2 separate regions of the Homo sapiens genome follow, and region 1 is linked to region 2. Evidence: read pairs that join two places in POLR2A ChIA-PET (ENCODE). Cell type or tissue: PC-3. All regions are shown on one strand. Each heading gives the region's core, and the rest is flanking DNA. Links, peaks and the distances in the headings are about the cores only.

Evidence for each region. ChIA-PET counts read pairs that join two places held together with the same protein. Peaks named below come from ENCODE experiments on the same cell type or tissue, not always from the same donor. Only the 100,000 strongest peaks of a DNase experiment are listed, where the experiment ranks them.
Region 1: POLR2A ChIA-PET joins it to region 2 with 5 read pairs; 2 of 35 experiments call an interaction of 5 or more read pairs at or near these places.

Annotation. Positions count from the first base shown.
Region 1 is chr2:159,050,050-159,058,381 of GRCh38, reverse strand. The region is part of intron 2 of TANC1 (tetratricopeptide repeat, ankyrin repeat and coiled-coil containing 1); the gene reads right to left. It also overlaps the pseudogene GSTM3P2. Among named protein-coding and RNA genes, the nearest start is that of TANC1, 86 kb to the right of the region's middle. In PC-3, for the core only: no CTCF peak of the experiment used is centred there; no DNase peak of the experiment used is centred there.
Region 2 is chr2:159,149,553-159,157,884 of GRCh38, reverse strand. It overlaps TANC1 (tetratricopeptide repeat, ankyrin repeat and coiled-coil containing 1), which reads right to left. Exons shown (of 27, transcript NM_033394.3): 7 at 7,329-7,515. Among named protein-coding and RNA genes, the nearest start is that of MIR6888, 33 kb to the left of the region's middle. In PC-3, for the core only: no CTCF peak of the experiment used is centred there; DNase peaks (open chromatin) are centred at 2,314 and 4,124; H3K27ac peaks cover 818 bases.

The sequences.
Region 1 (8,332 bases), core at 93-8,092, 100 kb after region 2:
ATAATTTAAGAATTCTGGTACCAAGTACTAATTCCCAACTTTATGGTCAAAATAATTTGGTGTATACATGAAGAAGTGCACATTTAACACAGTAAGATCTGTTCAAATAACAGGCTTTCAGAAGCACTGGCTGCAGGTAGGTTTTATTTGGGTATTTCAAATAGGCACACAGAAGGGATAAGTGCAAAGACAGTAGCCAAAAATCTGAAATCAATACACTCTCCTTCAAAAAAAGGAAGGGTTCAGAAAGGGCAGCATTTCCAGCAATAATCATGATGTCTCCCAGGCCAATGGCTACTGTGCAAGGCAGAGCTCAGTCTTGCAGAGAGCTCCTGCTCACTTACAGGCAGGAGTTCCCTGTCTTCATTTCCCTGTCACCTGAGTGCTCCCTAGCTGAGACTTACCTCCCTACCACAGCAGCAAAACACGGCTAACTAGAAGACAAAACTCCAATATTGTCACTAGTACTGTATATCATCCAGGTATTTACATAGATGTTTAGATATATTAGAGAAAGCAAAAGAATTTCATAAGCCCACCCACTTCAAAACACACCACAGAATCACCTCATCTTCGAAGCCTTCTTCATCTTATTTTAATTGTTTATACACCTGCTTCCTTCACCAGGCTTTGGGCCTCTGAATGGTCAGACCCTGCCTTGCTCCCCACCCCAGCAAAGTATTTGTTTTCCAATTTCAACATCAATGAATGGTTGTGGAGAAACATAATTTTAATCTATAATTTTCAAAGGGAATTATTGTACCTAAAAACAGACTGTTATCCTTTAATAACTTTAAGTAAAATTAATATCCTTCTACAGGCTATGAGCAATGGAGAAACTTGCCCTGGCTCTCCTGGACCAGCAAGTGGCAGAAATTGGGTTACAACCTAATTTTCCAATTAAGGAATGAGTGTTGGGTTAGCAATTGCAGGTTTTCATTCGACATACATCTGTACGTTGCTACCCTGTGCCAAACAACAAGGGACACAAAGGCAAGTACAACTGACAGAGGAGGAAGACAACATGTGGACAAACATGAGCAGGAAGCTAAAAACATTCATGCCTCCATTTTGTCTACAAGGTAAAAACAAGGTAAGAGGTGCAGTGAAGGTTCAGGATAGCCCTGTAGATGAGAGGAAGGCAAGTAAGAGATTAAAAGGACAGCTGGCTGGGCATGGTGGCTCACGCCTGTAATCCCAGCACTTTGGGAGGATCGTTTGAGCCCAGGCCTTTGAGACCAGCCTGGGCAACAGAAGGAGATTCTCAGAAAAACCAAAAACAATAAAACGGACAGCTGAACAGCTCTGATCATCCAAACTAGGCTGCAGACCAGGCCATAACACCCGATTATGAAACTGCTCCTATCCTCAAAGGCTCACAAGTAGCATCATCATATCGTGCAACTCATCTATGGTTCTGGGTTAGTGGAATATTTGCGGGCTGGCACACACCATTTGCCTGCTCCTGTAGTTCACGGATATGTCCTATGAGGAGAAATGGTACACATGCCAGGAAACTCCTATGATTGAAGCCAATGGCTGGATGTGATATTCAAGCTAGACCTGGACTTTCCTAATCTGCCCAACTTCATGGACGGGAAGAACAAGGTCACCCAGAGCAATGCCATCTTGTGCTACACTGCTGGCAAGCACATGTGTGGTAAGACTGAAAAGATTCAAGTGGACATTTTAGAGAACCAAGCAACCAGTTTCTGCACACAACTGATACAGTGCTGTTACAACTCTGACCATGAAAAACTGAAACCTGGCCAGGCGCAGTGGCTCACGCCTCTAATCCCAGCACTTTGGGAGGCTTCTCTTTTCTCGTGGATCACAAGTTCAGGGGATCAAGACCATCCTGGCTAATACGGCGAAACCCCGTCTCTACTGAAAATACAAAAAGTTAGCTGGGCGTGGTGGCGGGCGCCTGTAGTCTCAGCTACTCAGGAGGCTGAGGCAGGAGAATAGCTTGAACCCGGGAGGCGGAGGTTGCAGTGAGCCGAGATCGCACCATTGCACTCCAGCCTGGGCGACAGAGCAAGACTCCATCTCAAAAAAAAAAATAAATAAATAAAATAAATAAAAACCAACCCTGAAACCTCAGTACTTGGAACAGCTACCTGAACAACTGAAACAATTCTCCATGTTCCTGGGAGAAATTCTCATGGTTTGCAGGGGAAAGCTCACCTTTGTGGATTTTCCCATCTATGACGTCCTGGATCAAAAGTGCATGTTTGAGCCCAAGTGCCTGGATGAGTTCCCACATCTTAAGGCTTTCATGTGCCGTTGAGGCTTTGGAGAAAATTGCTGCCTACATGCAGTCTGACTGCTTCTTGAAGATGCCTATCAACAACAAGATGGCCCAGTGGGGCAACAAGCTTTTATGCTGAGCTAGAGGCAGACTTGCACTGCTAGTTTTGTTTCATCCGTCCCTAGGGGGCCTCCACTCTTTTTTGTTCTTTTAAATAAACAGCACTTGGGCTAAAATAAATAAATAAATAAATAAATAAGCTATGCTGTGCAATTCCCTTCTCTGACTCTCAGCCCCAAGAACCATCCAGGGATGGTCCAGAGAATGCAGGATCTGATCAATGATCAGGAGTTCACAGTGCAGGGGCCAGTACAGGAGTGCTCAGAGTGGTGTGCTGTGAAATCAAGGCTGGTCAGGAAGGGAATGAAGCCCTGAGAGGTAGGATAGCCAGAGAGAAAAAGTATGGTGTCTCAAAGAGATCAAAGAACAAACACAGTCGGAATAAATGAATGAGGAAGTTGAAAGAGTCTGGTTCTTTTTAAAGAATTTTTAAAATTTGGATGTGGAACAATTCCAGACAATGATAAAGCCCACAGGATTAGTAAAGGCAAATCTGTGATGTGAACCCAGGCCTGACTTGAAAGCTCAGGCACTGAATAGCTGCCTCCAAAGTCCTCAATGAACTGAGGGTAGGGGGAATAGGGAGGTGATCAGGACAGCACAGAATACACGCCTCAAAGAAAGGGAGGCTTTGCATGAGGATGAAAGTGTAGCAGTTATGGATACCAGCATCACCTCAGGGACCCAGTAGCCATGCAGCTAAAAAGCTCCTGGAGAACCACCTAGGGTTTGAGTATGAACCACAGTCTGATCGTGGTCTCCTCCTCTCACATAACTCAGTAGAAGGCGTGGCTAGGGCCATAGAGTCTTTCTTTGTGTAAGGTTTAGGGCAACCGGAAACCCAAGTCCCAATCCTCCTTATGACAGTTAGCTCCACAACAACCACACTCAGAATTACATTCTCTTTTCCTTTCTCCTTCCTGTTGTTTCCCACTTGTGTCATACAACAGAGCTACAATCCCCAACTTACACTGCCCACCTTCCTGATGTGCAATCGCAACTCCCAGAATACAGGTAGAGGCATTATGTATACAAAGTGATTCTGGACAAGTTGTTATTTCACCAAGAATACTGTTCCCTTTCCTGCTGGACTGGATAATTTCAGGTCTCTTCCACCTGTAGGCATTATAATTTTTAAGGGGGAAACTTTCTTGTTCCTAAGACCACTGTAAGCACAGTACACAATAAACCATCATCACAGATGAAAAAGGAACCCCTCAGAGGAGGCCACTGTATGCGTGATAAGCTTTTACTATGAAAAGAGACCTTGAGGACATTTTCAAAAAGTGTTAAAAGGCACTCAATCAATGCCAGCTGAATGAAATTTGGTATTATAAACCTAAGGAAATTAAAATTTTTAAATTGCACTGGATCTGGCCTCAAAGTGAAGGGTCAGACAGCCTCAAAGATGCCTGTGAAAGGCAGCTATTCATCACAGAATGATCTCTTGCTTATGTAGCTGACAGATGGATCTTTCACTTAATGCCCAGAATATAAGACATCAAAAACGCTCCTCCACTTGCTGAACAAGGTTATAACCTCCCCAGGCCCTAATTTCATTAGGATTGGAGTTCTCAATACCCACGCAGGGTGATTAGAATCACCCACCAGGTGATTCTAATGTGCAGCCAGCACCCCTTATTTACCACTATCCATATGCCTGGCCCTGTTCTAAGCACTTACCATGCATATACTGATTAAATCCTCACAACCACCGTCTGAGGAAGGTACTGTTAATCTCCATTCCACAAAGGCACAGACAAGCTAGTGACTTGCCCAGGGTCACACAACTCAGTGTGCATCCAGGCAGTCTTGATCCCCAGCCTGACCATGCAGTCAGTCTACCAGGCCTCCTTTCAGTTGAAAAGAAGAGAGACCAGCCCCCAGGGAGTGGTGAGAGTCAAAGGCAAAGCTGCTCAACAGGTGGAAAAGATAAATCGGCTTTGGCCAAACATACACACGGCTCACACACACTTCACTCCTAGAGCAGCATCCCATGCTGCAAATCTATCCTGAAAAAAACAAAAACACCTGCCTCCACTGAGAGACATCTACAGTACAGTCCCTCGAGTTATCAGTTATTTCAAACTACAGTGCTGTCCATGTGTGACCTGGAGGCACCATGCAACAGAACACATGCCAAAATGAGCAAGCTCTTGAGTTCATTAGCCCACAGGGGGAGAACCCTGGGAGGTGGGCTACAATGCCAATATGGAGGATTTGGGGAGACAGACACCTTTGTGTCATACAAACAATGCTGCCCCTATTCCTAACACTTACCCAGAAGTTAGCAACTATGGTATTCATGAAAAACCCAGAAAACTGCCTCATTTCTTGTGAATAAATTGTATAAAGCTTGTTACACGGTGACAGGATGCAGTGAGAAATGGCCTGATGATCTCAATGTCTTTCTCTGGGCAATTTTATACAGTCTAATAAATTTAGTGAGGTTTTAACCTTGGATATCAAGTTCTAAATTAAACCAAGATATGCCTGCAGTGATACTGCAGTGGAGAGCTGAATCAAATTCATACAAGCCACACAGCATCATCTCTTCCCATAGCTAAAGCAATGACATCAGCATATGCATCACTGCGCTCTCCTCTGGAATTTGTAAAGGAAATCATTCTTGGCCATAAACATTTGGTTGCAGTAAGCAGTCTCACAGAAGCCTGTGAGAAAGGGCATATGGGCAAGGACAATAGCTTTATTTTTTTCTCTTTTTTTTTTTTCCCTTAAGCTCTGTTGGACTTGAAGGCTTAATTTTTTAATTAACTCCAACAGCCCCAAAAGGGGAATACCAGAGCTCCAGATGATAAAAGTCACAGACAAGGCATGCTAGAAAACAAAGGCCAAATATGTTAAGACTTAAAAAAAAAAAATTCAGGTTTAATGTTAACAAATCTAGTCTCAAATGAGGATGAGAAAGACACAAGGGTGCCATATCCAAGGCATGAATCTGTAACCTTTTAAGTTCCATGGATGGCTTCAGCAATCTGTACCCTCAGAGTGTTTTTGAATGATTTTTAAGTAGACAGTCTTATTACAAAGAAAACTAATTATATTGAAACACAGATAGCAAAATGTTCAAAAAGCAAACCTGATACACTAAAGTATGCTTAACGCATAAATAAGACACAGCAGCAGGTTTTATAACTACTGCAGTTTTTAAAGCAGCGATGGGCATAAATGTATTTTAAACTATTTCCACAATATGATACAAAAATCAGTTAATTTCCATGTGACAAAGTTACATGTCCTGTTGATCTTACATGGTTGGTTGCCCACTTTCATGATTGAAGCAATGGCTATATTTTGGCTAGAGGTTAGTGAAAATACAGTTGAGTTTTTCTCCACCCATTCAAGTTCACAGATCCCTTGTCTTAGTCCATTTTGTACTTTTGTCACAGAATATCATGGAGATGGTAATTTATAAACAATAGAAGTTTGTTTATAAACTTCTATTTGGCTCACAGTTCTGGAAGCTGGGAAGTCCAAGATCGAGGGGCCCACTTCTGGGGAGTGCCTTCTTACCGCATCATCCCATAAAATTCAGAAAATTAAACAGTAACTTACTGATTGGCACACATTAGCAGGAGCGAGTATGTCACATACACGCCACTGCTAGCAATTAAAGGCAAGTCCCATGATTCATTTTCAGAATAGTCTGTAAAAGCCCTATTTATCAAGAATGTCCATCACCACCAAATTACTATCTACAAAAACCAGGCCTGGCATGACAGGAGACAGACTCTAGATATTTACTGTGACAGACAATGTACAAAAACAAAATGCCACATTTCATATTTGAGACAGGTGTTTTTAATACACGCTGTTGGTTGTATTGTTTTCTTGGTGCTCTCCTCACTCTTTTTGAAAGTATTTGTGCTCTGGAAACTGCCGTGTTTCAGTTAACTGGATCAGGCTTCCTAATGAATGTGGTACCCAAGGCTTGGCCTCTCCCGCCCCCACTGCCTCATACAGTCACAGGCCATTCCCCAGCTGTATGCCCTAAATCAGGGGATGCCCATAGGAAGATAAATATAATTCAGAGTCCAAAATACACGGACTTAAACTGAGCCATTGCCAATTTCTCATGGATCCTGGGTAACCGAGATGGTTTTTGTTTTCATGGTTAGGAACAGCTGCAAGAGCGCAATACTCTTTCTAGACTAATAAAATAACCTAAGTCTGGCTCAGTATTTCAGCTGTGGCAGCAGCCAAATTTCCCAGAATGGTGCAAGCCTCGTGCAGTTCTGGAAGAGCTGGGGTGGTAGTTCTGAACTAAACTGAAGGCATCCAAACCCAACCCAACAGCAAACACACACACACACACACACACACACACACACACACACAAACACCACTTCAACTAAATTTTGAATTAGAGCTAATTCCTATGGGTGGATATGACATGTTATTTGTAGGGGTCCCATAAAACTAATCAAACCTATGAAGTTTAAGCCTTATACTTGAAGGTATGTTACGCGCCATGTATGAACATCAGATGTTTTTCCTCTAAAACCCAGTGAAAGATTCAATTAAAGCTCTTAGTAACTCTGCAGTGAAACCTTTGATCACTGATTCTGTCATCATTTCTCTTAGTATGAAACATCTCAGACCTAAAGAACAAAAGTCACTATTGTGACGCAGCACAGAAAACACATGCACACATACATACACACAGCTTTCTTTTCTTGGGGAGGAATAGGGAGTTGCAGAAGCTACTTTTTCCACAATGAGAACATTCTTTATACACTCTTGTACATGTAGCCCAGTTACCAAGTTATTTCCTAAATGTAAGTGTGTGGTCCAAATGTCTCCCACTAAGGAAAAACAGCCCAATTAGAACCCAGTGGAAAACAAGACACATGTTTCTTGAATGGCTTTGAATTAGAGACGGTGGATGTAAAATTGTTGTAGATATAATGAAGATGTTGCACAGATGTACTAAGTTTTCATGGTCTCAGCAAAACATCTTCCTGGTACAGCAAAATATGTCAGTCTGCAACAAAGCTGGATATAAAATAATTTTTAAAATATCTGATTCTTGTTTTTATGCAGTAAAACTTCTCAAGCCAACTCTCTTTTGCCTTCTCACAAACCTAACAAAGCCCATATTTCAATGTACTGATAATTCACTAAAAACTATAAAACTGCATTCATCTCCAATTGACATCACTTTTTATAATCCTCATATCATAAATCAATACAAATGCAAGATTTATCGATACAAATGGAAGACCTTTACTTCACAAATCCAGCAACCAACCACAAAAGCAATGGCAGAGGTAGAGAAACTTATTTCACAGACAACCTCCTGTTTAGTCCTCACAACCACCAGGTGGGAACTATAATTATCCTCTTTTGACAGATAAGGAAACTGAGACTTAGAGAATCTCAGCAGCCTGCTCTAGGTCACACCTTAGCTCTTAACACCTCATTCCACTTCTTCCTTTGCAAGAAAAACATGCACTAAAACCATGCCTTGGCACCCTAAGCCTTGGATTTCCAGATAAAATGACATTCAAGAACAAGTCTCTGTTACACAGCATGGGGCCTAAAGCTAAATGGCAAAACTGCAACGCTGTTCTGATAACCTGGTTTAATTTAAAACTATATCACAGGCTGGGTGTGGTGGCTCACACCTGTAATCAACACTTTGGGAGGCCAAGGTAGGAGAATCACTTGAGTCCAGGAGTGTGAGTCTTTGTTTCTACAAAAAAAATTTTTTTTTAATTAGCTGGGAGTGGTGGCACATGCCTGTAGTCACAGTACTTTGCGGGGCTGAGGTGGGCTCATTTGAGCCCAGGTGTTCGAGGCTGCAATGAGCTCTAATCATGCCATTGCACTTGAGCCTAGATAACAGAGTGAGGCTCTTAAACAAAAAAAATTATGTCACTATGTATTCCTAAGCATTTTGACTTACTCTTCTGAAAGAGAAACAAATGCTGCACTCCC
Region 2 (8,332 bases), core at 82-8,081:
TGCCTCAGGCATCATGAATGCTCAGGAATGTTTTCCTCCCCACACAACTGAAGAAAAATAAAGTAGCACTTAAAAAGCAAACATTTTTTAACCTCTGTATTTAGCTTAGTGGTTGACAGGAAGAATTTAAAGTTAAAACACTGGACCAATGAATTAAGGATCAAACAAGAAAGGAACATAATGGCCGCTCATAAAAGTGGATGAAAGGAAGAAGTGAATAGAAAAGGAAAAGCCCACTACTGTAGCGAGACTGCCTCCTGTGACTAAGAACTTTCCAAATTAGGTTTCACTGCTGCAGAGGAAGTCCGATCAGGAAAAGATCAGAGACAAGTCAAGGCAACGCGCGCAGAAGTCTGTAGGCCTCTTGGCTGACAGGTGGCGTCCCTCTCTTGTGCACCCACACCTCACACCCAGCAGGCATTCAAGCCACCAGGCCACATTTTGGATTTTCCCAAGTGTGTAAGGGAAAGCCTGCACAATGAAACCGGCCTGACTTAAACCTTTCTGGCCAGAATTGCCAGACTGTACTTTTATTTCCACCCCTACCTAGGCCCGGCCACCTGCAAACTAACCAACCACAGAGAACAAAGTCCCTGGTTCACCTGCGGCCACAGCTTTTAACCTGAGGGGTCTAGTGAAGGCACTTAAGCCACCTTGCCTGGAATGCCAACAGAATGTCCCAGGTGGGACCCCCGCCCCAACCCTGCATGGTAACCTTCAGCTTCAGGAGACTTCTGGCTTCTCCTTCTGCAACTGCCCAGCCCCATCCAATGCGCCACAGGGCCCTGCTCCCTCTCTGGCCTTGCTCTGGGAGCCCCGTATGCTGGCTTGTGACAGCCAGATCTCTGTACGAAATTTCTAGCTCAGTGCTCACCTGTGTTGCGCAAGGCATGCTCTGCTATGACATGCAGCAAGGCCAGGGGCCCGAGCCGCACATTCCCAGCCACATTCATCAGGCTCTTCAACTAAGGAAACACCTAAAGGAATGGCTGGGAGCAGGTGGTGCTGGGCGGGGAGGATGGGACCCACCACACTGCCCAACTGAGAAGTCTCCAGAGACAAGTCTAAGGACTTAAATAACATGACATTTTCCAGAAAAAGCACAGTGTTTTGATAAAGCCTCACATAACCTGTGCACAGACACTGGAGCTTCTCACACAGTCTAATGACCCTTTTCCAGACTTTGGAAAAGAGTTCGATTAGTGGTATCATTATGCGCCCACAGCATACATCTTCCGTCAGAGGTATCAATCACTGTCATGTCTTAAATTCTTCTCAGTAATTCACAACTTGCTCAGACTCTCCACAGAACAGAAGACCATTTTGTAGTCCCACAAGTGGACAAGTTTTGACAATAGATGCTGTGCCTTATCTTTATTGTCCCAGTACTGAACATGCTTGCTCCTGGTACACAGTAGGCGCCAATAAATGCTTGCTACACCAATAGAACAGCCTGAAGAATCCAACTACAGTCTGAATAAAAGTACAGCAGGCTCTTTGCTGACTCAAATCATTGCCAAGAATTTCTTTCCCACATTAAGCATATTACCAAATTATATACATAAAGAAAAATTCTTCTCTTCACCCAAGAGATTTTAAAAAAAAGGCTTCTATAATTAAGGATGATTTTAAAAATTGCAGGCAACGTAGCAAAATGAATATTAACCCAGACTTGAAACAGTCTAAATAGTTATTACCAAATCAATTTCAAAGCATTTCAATTTAGTAGTGAGCAGGGCGATACAGGTGGCAACAAAGCAGTATTAGCATAAAATCAAAAGGGCAGGATTTACAACAAGTCAAAAAGGAAAATAAAGTACAATTAATTCATCTTTGTGTGCCTCTGCATCTGATTATCTCCCTTGGGGCACAAAGTCCAGGAAATAAAAGGTCTAAAGCTACCTCTGGAATCACTTTCATTTTATAAGCCTAGCAGGAGGTAGGAGAGAGTCAAAGGAAGATAAAAGTCAGCCCATGATAATTTTTTTTTAAACATCCTAAGCAACTAGGCAGAAAAATAAATATTATCAAACTCTAGCAAGATACTCTAGCAGGATACTAACCAGGTGTCTAATATTTTACTGCAAGCTACTTCTGCAGAAGTGTTTCTACGAAGGTATTCCCCTGTCTAAATGCATACCTGCCTCTCTGCTTCAAACTGAGCAAGAAGAAAACAAATGTAAGCATGAGGAAAGCAAAGGAAAGGCATTCAGAAGAGCTTGAATTCTGAGCACTTAATCACCCAGAAAGCCACCTAGCCAGGTGGAATGTGGCGGCTCATGCCTGCCAGCTCAGGTGCTGAGAGCTGGGCAGGTAGATTACATACCTGCTCTGTGTGGCAGACACACCCAGCTGGGGAGAGGCAGCCACTGTTCCCTCAGGGTCCCCTCCCTTCATGGAACTGTCCTAGCACCGTTTCTCCAAAGGAGGCCGATTCAGGACACTACAAAAATGCTCCGGAGATTACACATCTCAACAGGTAAAGAAAGGCAGATTAAAAAGACGAATGGAGAGAGTGACTGACTTAACGGCCCCTCCCTCAGCCAGAATAAGTCCTTCCCCTCTGCACATCTATCATTAATGGATAGGAAGGATTTCTTTTTATTTTGATAGGAAAGCTGGGTTTTCTTTGTTTCTTCTCATCCAGGCTCTATCCTCTTTCTTCCTAAATGCAGAAATAGCCTATTTTCTTGAAACTAATATACACACTTAAAATTTTATCACGATATGTACATAAACACAAATTAAATTTATCTCAAAGCACTTTAAAACACATTTTCAGTGATGCTTTGTTTGAAAATCAGATTGGTTTTCACACATTCTAATGAAAACATACTTTATATTTCTTTCTAAACTGGGATTAATACAGCTTACAGTTTCCATTTGTAACAGTTGGAAGCAAGACATATTCAAAGGAATGTCACTGAGAAAAAATGTTTTCTCAGACAAGGAGGAAACACCTTTAAAAGCATACTCTGTAAAGTTTTTCTTTTCACAGTAAGTAACTGAAAGCTATTTTATGGTGATTGGGTACAGTTGGGTTTCACCTTGAGAAGATTTTCACATTGCAAATTTGAAAATCAGACACCAACTTCTAGGTAATGCCAATGATTTTAACATGTAAAGAGTAAAGAAGTTCACTTAAAAAAATAAAAAAGATAATCATAGGGAATTCAGTTAATCCCATTCAGCTTAGACAGTATTTCTACATGACAGAATTATTATACTTCTAAAGACATTTATGTCAGAAGAACTTGGACCTCCTGAAAGAGGATAAAGCGGGACTCCCCTCTGGATAACATAATACAGTTGAAACAAGGGGCAGGAGGGGTTTGCTAAGCCCTGGCCTCCAGAGAGGAAGACTGGAGGGGCCCAGTAAATTCTTGTACTGGTTACTAGCCTGCCCTTTCTCCTCCTAAGCAGTGGAAACAGAACACATGCAGGGCACCCTGTGGCAGTCCTGATGAAACCACATACTTTATATTTCTTTCTAAACTGGGTGCCTGGGCATGTGGGAACACAAGCTTCCTGTCCCTGCATCTGCTGGACAAAAATATTTAGATTAAATATAACCAACATGATGCGAATCAGCTTAAAGAGTAAAGAAAGGTCCAGGAATTTTAAAGGATGGTTTAGCATTGTCTGAAATTTCCCCAAACTGCTCTGAATAAACCATGTGAATACTGTATGTGGAACCCTGCTTTGAGCCCACAGCTGCCCAAAGCTTGCAAGGCCTCGGCAGCTGTGTGCACTTTGTAACAGTCCACCCCCAAAGCCTCTGCCATTCCAAACCCAGCTCTACTGGCTGACAAATATTAAACTACTTAAAATGGAAAATTAAATGGAAAGCCTCTTCCTGCCTTCTCCAGGCCCTGTGTAATTGGGAGCATGGGTCCTCACCAGCCTGTTTTACAAGCCACTGTTAGGTCTTCCAAAGCAGGAAGCCAAGGTATCTCATCTTCATCTCCGCCCAACTAGGGTCATGGTGCTCTTGAATACTTTACTCTGTGAAACACTTACAATGCCCAAAAGCTGCCATTCCCAGGCTACACCTTATAAAAACAGGCATGCTCTTCAGATGGAAAAGGCACACCCCTACTCCAGCAATCACAGAACCACAACTGAGTCATAGATAACCTGCTCTGTGAAGAGGCAGTGGAACCTGCACACCCTGTATTGATTTAAAAGGAAGCTCTTCCCCTTTCTGTCCCCACCACTCCTGCCTCTTCAAAGACCTGTGGCTACAGTCTGCCTGGAGAGGAAATTCTTGCGTCTTTTCCTTCTCCTCCCTACCACACCTCCAGCGTGTCCCTTGGCAACAGGTTCTAATTCTGCATGTCACGGAAGGAGAACAGAGGAACGCTGTCAACAGCAGTGCCTCCCTCTCATCCCTCTACAGCCCTTGCAACCTGCAGGAAAACACAGTGGGAGGCATGGTCTCCAGAGCTGAGGTCTTCTGGATGAGAGGGACTTACCAGCCACTTCCTAATTCCTTCTGCTTTCACCTACAGTTGCCACTTTTCATGCTCAGCCGAGTTATGGGAAAATGTTGGCTTGAGCAGAGGAAAAACACAGCTTCAATGTCATGAAATGTGCTAACTCTGTCATCATGGCAGAGGTTACAACACAGACATTGAAAGGTTTGACAAAGCCCATGTGGAATGGGGATCCTGCATAGCTTCTTTATAAACTGAACGTTCCCTCTCCCGATGCAACTCGACACTGGCAACACTTCTCTTTCCTTAATTTCTCATTTCCAGCACCATGCTAGGAACCTAGTAGATAGCTGGATTAATGAGACCCCTGTTTACATCTGGAGAGAAAATTAAATAACAAAACAAGAACAAATACACTGAAGGGGAATATTGAGACACTATGGGGAACATGTAAGAGGGGTCTAATCAGTCAGCTACTGGGTAGGGCTGTATGAGATTAAGTATTAAGAACCTCCTGCAGTTTAATATTTCATTGACAACACAAAAAACCAAACCAGCACCATTTCTTTCCTCTGCTTAGAATACCTTAAAAATTGTGGCACTGTATCTCAATGAGAGAGAAAGAGAAATAAACGAATGGGTGGCTCTCAGTTATTAAAAGTTTGGGCCGGGCACAGCGGCTCATGCCTGTAATCACAGTACTTTGGGAGGCCAAGGTGGGAGGAATTCTTGAGGCCACAAATTTGAGACCAGCCTGGGTAACACAGTGAAATATGTTAAAAAATTTTTTAATGAGCTAAGTGTGGTGGCACATGCCTGTAGTCCCAACTACCCGGGAACCTGAGGTGGGAGGATTGCATTAGCCCAGAAGTTTGGCTGCAGTGAGCTACAATTGCACCACTGCACTCCAGCCTGGGCAACAGAGCAAAACCCTGTCTCAAGAAAAGTTTGTAACTGTCAAAGCAAAAAAAAAAAAAAAAAAAAATTTGGTTATAATCAAAGGCATGTAATGCCAATGGCCAGGATGTTCAAAAGAAAAAGCCTGTCAAAACAGTGCTGCACTGGCCACATCCTTGAAGATAAACTATCTGCAGGAGACAAAATTTCAGAAGAACCGAGAATACTGTGAAGAAAGTCATCTGCTTATCTCAGAATAAATACCAAAGATCCATCTATGGTGGACAGCTCAGAAGAGATAGGGCATAAGAACAGAAGTAACGCTGGGAAAAATTAGCTGAACTAGACTAAACAGCAGCTGGGGAAGCAGGGTAAGATGAGAATGGGGAATTAGCAGAACAAGCTCACTGGAAGGCCTTCAAGCTGAGTGAAAAGAATATAAATTTGCTACACAAAACTCAGCCCACCATTTATATGAAATGTTCAGAATAAGCTACAGAGACAGAAAGATTAATAGATTACTGGTTGACTAGGACTGGGGAGCTTGGAGTAGGAAATAGAGTGTGCCTTCTAATGGTCACAAGGTTTCTTTTGGGGATAATGAAAATGTTCTAAAATCAGATAGTGGTGACAGTTGCACAACTTTTAAAATATACTAAAAACCGTCAAATGGTTCAAATGAGTGAATACTATGGTATGTGAATTTCATCTTAATAAAGAATGAAGGTAAAATAAAACAAAAATCCATTAAAGATTCTGATTCAATTGAAAATTATGGCAAGAAGCCGCCTTCCTTAAGCTGAGGGGCCCCTCTAGAAGCTATAGTGAGGTCTACACCAAAGAGCCCACAACCCAATCCCAGGAATCTCACAGACCTTCTGGGGCAATCTCCAAAGTGAAAACTGGATGAACCTGCTGCCTGGTTTTCCAAATTACACTTGAAATAAACTGCAGGTGACTAAAGAAAATAAGGAGCTCAAAGGTCGTTCATTCCATTTGATTACATATTAATGTGGAAGTGGCACTCAGTCCACAATAAAGCATAAACTATCCCTCAAAGACACGTGCATAACTCAGCAAAAGGGGAGTTAAATCTTTCAGAAGAGCTCTGCGTGAAACTGCAATATAATCTTGGAACAGAGGAAGGTCTGAACAATCCCCTCCAGGGGTCCCACCCATCTGTTACCTGAAAGGCACCAAGCTGGAGACCTGAGTCACACAGACACTGGAGCCCAGCTGCAGAAACATAAATGCAGTCTGTCTGGGATGGCATATAAAAATAAAGACTCTTAAATTCCATGGATGATTCTAATACAAACCTGGGACTGAAAACTACTGGATTAATCAAAATCCTTAATGATCTAGAGAAAGAAAGTGTGCAAAAAGGTAAATTCAATGTTGCTCAAGTCACCGGGCAAATCGGCGTAAGAGTCCGGACTGGAACCCAAGTCTCCTGACTCCTAGGCTTCAGGACAACCACACTTATTACGTGGGTGTAGGGGCTCAGGGAGGTCATCCTTAGAAAATTCTGGCCTCAAAACGCAGTCAGATCCCATGATAAGAAACCCTAGAAAACATACGCCTGAGCTATCATCAGGAAAATAAGTGACCTTGAGATTGGGATAAGACGACGTCTTAATATGCAGGAATTTCATTGCTCTGCTGTGTGCCCCAGTGGGACCTGATGCCCAACAAATGGAACTGAATATAGAAGAGCAATGATTTTTGTTTCACAGGCCAGATCTGATCTGGAATTCCTTTTTTTTTTTTTTTTAACAAATGAGCTGACTGTTATAAAGTAAACATCAAGGAATGTAAAAGCCAATGCTCCACTCTCTCAGCTACACATGGAGTCAGTGCTGCCTGCAAAGAACAGAGCAGGCGCTGGCAGACTGACCTTCACAGACCATGCTAAAACCCTCTGAGGAAGTGCCTGGTGAATGCTCTGGTTGATGAGATTCGAGCCATTATGTTACCGAGCAGTGTGCTTCTTACCTATAATTCCACTGTCCTTGCTTTCCAGGGTGGAACTAGGGCTGCTAATGGTCTCACAGGGACTTTTGTTGGCTGCCGTCTTGCTGACACAGCTATTCAAGGTTGAGCAGGGGCTATCGGTGCTAGGAGATGCGGTGCTGCTTGTTAGTGTGGAGCAAGGACTGATGCCTTGACTCAGAGCTGTGCACTGCAAGATGAATGGAAGGAGGAGTTAGCACGGCTTACACAGGATGCTTCGACACATGCTTTTGTTTTTGTGCTAAAACAATAAAACTAAGAACAGGAAAACGGAAGTTTTAAAAAAAAAATCTAAAGAGATATGTGTGTATAGATATGGATTCATGGAGCTTTATCTATATAAATGTATATGTGGTCTTCCAAATTTTGAGAAAGCAGTATCTTTGTTCGGTTCCCCTCCTTTGTGATTTTCCTTTTTATTAAAAGGTCAGTCTTAGCAATAATTTAGTGAGGATGCACATTTGTACAACAGAAATGGCAAACAGGCAGACTTCCTTTCATTTGAAGTCTGCAGAAGACAAATGGGTTATTTGACCTCTGTACGGAAGACCTGGGAGCTCTGTTTTTGTGATGTTTCACGAACACTGCAACCTGATTCAATTCCTCAAGATTTATGGGCTCTGCAATCAGGGGAAGGAGACTGGTGACCACTCAGTCTCAATCAATGCATGACACCCTCCCTTGCAGTGCAGAGACCTTCACCAGGGTAGAAGCTCCATCCTGCATTGCTATTCAGATGCACACATCACATCTGGGAGGTGGCAGGGTGCATGCTGCTGCTCCCTTGGAGGGGAAGTGCTTTCCTGATAGATGGACCATTTGATCTCATCTTATTTTGTCTCTGCCTCATCTCCTATAAATCTTTTCCTCACCCCACTGACCCTCCAAAATCTCAACAGCTAAAAAGGCACAGGAAAGCGTATACCAAAGCAACCAGATGAGAAGAACGGTGCTATAAAGGTAAAAGTACTGGTAGCATTATGAAG